2 separate regions of the Mus musculus genome follow, and region 1 is linked to region 2. Evidence: chromatin loops called from intact Hi-C (ENCODE). Cell type or tissue: left cerebral cortex. All regions are shown on one strand.

Region 1 (2,500 bases), 640 kb after region 2:
GCGAGGCGTTTCCATGGTAAATCATAACAGCACAGGCTTGAGGCAACTTATCTCGGCTGTTTTCTTTTACAGTGAGGCTAGTACATCCCAAACTGCATTTTTTAATAAATATATGTAAACAGTTACTCCCCAACTTATAGACTATTCTATTAAGTAAAACAATCTTCATAGCTGAAAAGTATGTAAAGTATTCCCATTCCAAAACCCAGTAGAAAAGGCTAAAGGTCCTATCACATTAACTGACTACATCTGCCCACTATGAGACAAAGTGAAACAAACAATGGCCCTTTACAAGGAAGCAAACACAAGACAGAAGTCATGTTGCATGGGCTTTTAAGTACTTGAATTGAGCAACTACCCAACTCACTAAAATCTTTTAAAATGTGTCACAAAGACTGTTTTCAAAACAGAGTATGCCTTTGTGCATAAGCAGCATTTGTATAGATTAACTTCTTATATAACTTAAAAATTAGAATTATACGTGCAGATATTAAGCTGTTTGAAAGAACAGTTTTAATACAAGCTGTTAATATCTTGTATCTTTTGACACTTTTACCAAACAATGAAGACTGTAGGTGGGGTTGTGCATGACTCCATAAAGAATGACTTCTGAGACTATACAGAAAGTACAGACTTCCCAAGAGAGCCACTCCAAATGGTATCTCCTCAGTTACATTGTTTCATGCTCCCTTATGCCACTAACACTCATTTTTAGAGCCTTGTTTGATGTTGCTTTTAATGATCTTTGAATGTGTAGCAAGAAGGAAACAAGTTCTGAAAAAAGGACCTGCCATTACACCTTCAACAGAAACCAGAGAGACAGCCTAGAAGGAACAGTAAAGATTCACTAAAATGCACTTGGTCCAGGGTCTACCAAGCAAGGATTCAACGTTTGTCTATAGTCCTTACTTACTAAGTCTAGAGTGCTTACTAGGTTTGTCTACAGTGCTTACTAAGTACAGTGACACGCTGCTCTGAATACTTGTAATCACTCATCCAATCTTTAGAAGCAGGTATACTATGACTATCTCTTCTTATCCTATAAAACAGAGAAAACAGACAAAAAACCCGGAAACTCTTTACTGACCACTATCTATTTCCCACAAATCCCGATGGCAGTAAATGAGTTCCCAGATCAGGCAACTTAGAATAGAAATGGAAAAGGCTGGTTGCCAGTCAGATTAGTCATTACTTTTAGATATAAACTCATTTGAAATTTTAAGTAAAAAGAAACTAGAGCTGGGCGGTGGTGGCACAGGCCTTTAATCCCAGCACTTGGGAGGCAGAGGCAGGCGAATTTCGGAGCTGGAGGTCTATAGAGTGAGTTCCAGGACAGCCAGGGCTACAGAGAAACCCTGTCTCGAATAACAAACAAACAAACAAACAAAAGAAACTAGAACCCCAGGAGACTAAGCTGTTTCTTTCAGAGTACATTCATTCCAACAGCAACTATGTGAAACGGTGGGTGGATACTAAAAATGCTACTTTTCTTCTTTCCCATTTCCATGTGTGAGCATATGTACGGGTGCCGATACAGGGGTATGTACATGCCTGTGGAAGGTGTGACTGGAGACGCTGGAGACAGATAGGCCCTCAGACCACAAACCCAGCATTTGTATGGGGTTCTTAGAAATTCCAATGTTCTAACCACTGAGGTGCCCTCAGCCACTGGAAACAGTCTTAATTTTCAAATTCTTACATTCAAAATTTGAGTCTCCTAGTTTTCAGAATTAATTTTTCACAGATGACAGTTAAATATTTACCTAACAGTCAGAATGGCTTTTTTTCTTTTTAAAAAGAAATCTATAATGGACTCAAGATCTCCAGCATCCATCTCTCTCCACTTAACACAATTAAATCAAGTTTTTCTAGGAATGCAAACCTATAATGCCAACATTCAGCCAACAGGAATCTGCATTTCAAAGTTAGCCTGGTCTATAGAGTTAAGATCCTGTCTCAATCTCTTCCAATTAATTAATTAATTAATTAACGAAGTATAGAGTTTTAAAAACTAAATTTTGAGTCGTCATCAGTCCCTACGTGTTTCCACTGCCTTCCTTGTCCTGACAACTTGCCAACTCCGTATTTCTCACTTGTTCCAACTCCTCCTATTGGTCTCTCAGGATCTACCTGACACTGGGATCTCCCTAGAACCCTTCCTATTGATTATCACACCCTCCCTTCTACAAAGCCAAGGTTTATGACAAACTGAAGAACGTAACAAACACTCGTAATTATTTAATCAGGGTAAGATGAAGATGACAAATGAGAAATTCGGATTGGACTGCAGTGCATGGCATTAAATATGAATCCCACTCTTACTAGCTCAACAGTCAAACTACTCAGTAACTGAATTACTGGTCATCTGTGAAAATAGAATGGCCTCAACTCAAAAGGGAAATTTAAAAAAAACTATCTTATTTCATGTCTGAGAGTGGGTCATTGTGTAACACATGTTAGACCCCAAACTTAGGTCTACCCTCCTGCCTGAATGCTGGGA
Region 2 (2,500 bases):
TATTTACAATTTATAACACTCTAGGGTGTGTAACTGAGTATCTACTTGGTTTACTCTGACCAATGGATTCAAGCCCCCATGTCAAGCCTATAATGAAGACAGAATCCTCACATACATACAGGACAAACCTCAAACATTTAACCTTCTGCAAGATATTAATTAGCAGCTTACATATAATCATTGAAAGACAGCAAGAGCCAGAAATGATACATATTACACAAATAAAAGATATGACTTGCCATAAATTTTACTGTTGTTAACCTGTCAGTGTGCACGGTGCACAGCTATGATGTCAGGGGCATATGTGTCTCTTTATATTCTCGTACCTTTCCTTGATGGCAAACAGCATTTGCGGTAAGTTCTTCCTGAATATATACTAACCTGGCAGTGCCGTCAGAGGATGAAGTAACGAGATAGCGATCGTCTTTTGACCAGTCGAGATCATAAATGATATTGAGGTGGCCACACAATTCTCTCATAAAACGTCCAGAAGGAATTTCATATACTAATAAAAATATTTAAAAATTAAATTTCTAAGAGGTCTTTAATTCAACAAATATATAAACACACAACTTATAGTAATTTAGATAAAAATTAAGTACTATCTGTAAAATTAAAGCCAAAAATATTTGTAATATTAACACAACTTCAAAATACACTCAAGAACTGTTTTTCATTTGCTTTAATTTTAAGTTTACAGACCATTTTATATGTGCTATATGTTGACAATATTCTTTAATGTACTCTCAGTTGCTCACATTGTGAGAATCCCAAAAGCACTTTTCATAATTAGCAAGAAATAAATAAAAATTTATATTGTACTTCATTTTAAGTACTTAACAACTTACATGTTGGTGGTTCATGAATAAGGTATTATTTCCTTCTAAAAAAATCAAATTCTAAAAAGTTCTGGATGTAATGAGATGGATGTAACTGTTCCATTGTGAGGAAGAGCATAGTGGGGTGTGCAGCGAGTGAACTTGACAGATAGACAGACAGACAGAGCATGGTGAACAGTATTAGGGCTCAAGAAACTGAACTAACCAGTACCCCAGAGCTCGTGTCTCTAGCTGCATATGTATCAGAAGATGGCCTAGTCGGGCATCATTGGGAAGAGAGGCCACTTGATCTTGCAAACTTTATATGCCCCAGTACAGGGGAATGCCAGGGCCAAGAAGTGGGAGTGGGTGGGTAGGGGCGCAGGGCAGGGGAAGGGTATAGGGGACTTTCAGGATAGCATTTGAAATGTAAATGAAGAAAATATATAATAATAATAATAAAGAAACTGTGTAGGATGGCTAATAAGAACAGGGCCAAGTCTCTACTCCCACCTAGTGGTAATATCAACAGCGCTTTAACCAAGTGAGGACTTTGGGAATCTAGTCCACCTATAAGAGGGAAGAGCAACCAACCTTAGGGCCACAGAACTCTGGGAATTACCTGGCAATGCTCGCTTGCTGGGGAGCACTTTCCTGAGAAAAGGTCTGACTCTCAGTACAGACATCAGCTTTGTATTGCCACAACTGTCTAGTTCCTCCTCCCTACACACTCACGCAACCTTGCAAACAGTGAAACTCACGAGTCCAGAAACTACTCAGTGAGGCAGGATAGGACTAGAGCTCTGGACTCCCTGAAAACTTCAGTTCCAAAGACTTGACCCGATTTCATGACCTGTCAGATCCAAGGCTTACTTAGCATGGCTTTGTGTGCTTCAGACAAACATCCCAACTCCAGTGTGCATTTGAGCAGCCAGTGGCATCACTTGACACTGTGGCTGCCTGAGGGGTTGACACCAGCTGGGGATCAGAAGCTTACTCAAAGAACACAACATATAAACCAGATTCAAAATACTGCTGAGAATCTAGGTTCCCCACACAGGTATCGATTTTATTCCATATTAGAATGGCTACTCCAGCTTGTTTCTTCAGACCATTTGCTTGGAAAATTGTTTTCCAGCCTTTCATTCTGAGGTAGTGTCTGTCTTTTTCCCTGAGATGGGTTTCCTGTAAGCAGCAAAATGTTGGGTCCTGTTTCTGTAGCCAGTCTGTTAGTCTATGTCTTTTTATTGGGGAGTTGAGTCCATTGTAAGAGATATTAAGGAAAAGTAATTGTTGCTTCCTATTATTTTTGTTGTTAAAGTTGGCATTCTGTTCTTGTGGCTGTCTTGTTTTAGGTTTGTTGAGGGATTACCTTCTTGCTTTTATCATGTAGAAGAATGCGAATCGATCCATTCCTATCTCCTTGTACTAAGGTCAAATCTAAGTGGACCAAGGAACTTCACATAAAACCAGAGACACTGAAACTTATAGAGGAGAAAGTGGGGAAAAGCCTTGAAGATATGGGCGCAGGGGGAAAATTCCTGAATAGAACAGCAATGGCTTGTGCTGTAAGATCGAGAATTGACAAATGGGACCTCATGAAACTGCAAAGCTTCTGCAAGGCAAAAGACACTGTCAATAAGACAAAAAGACCACCAACAGATTGGGAAAGGATCTTTACC

Evidence for each region. Peaks named below come from ENCODE experiments on the same cell type or tissue, not always from the same donor. Only the 100,000 strongest peaks of a DNase experiment are listed, where the experiment ranks them.
Region 1: a loop joins it to region 2, with 3 times the contacts of the local background. A loop is called at or near these places in 2 of 42 quality-filtered maps.

Annotation. Positions count from the first base shown.
Region 1 is chr10:20,337,051-20,339,550 of GRCm38, reverse strand. All of the region lies in intron 11 of Bclaf1 (BCL2-associated transcription factor 1), which reads right to left. Among named protein-coding and RNA genes, the nearest start is that of Mtfr2, 9.5 kb to the left of the region's middle. In left cerebral cortex, no CTCF peak of the experiment used is centred here; a DNase peak (open chromatin) is centred at 1,483.
Region 2 is chr10:20,975,002-20,977,501 of GRCm38, reverse strand. It overlaps Ahi1 (Abelson helper integration site 1), which reads right to left. Exons shown (of 24, transcript NM_026203.3): 10 at 382-505. Among named protein-coding and RNA genes, the nearest start is that of Ahi1, 24 kb to the right of the region's middle. In left cerebral cortex, a CTCF peak has its summit at 1,350 (motif pointing left); no DNase peak of the experiment used is centred here.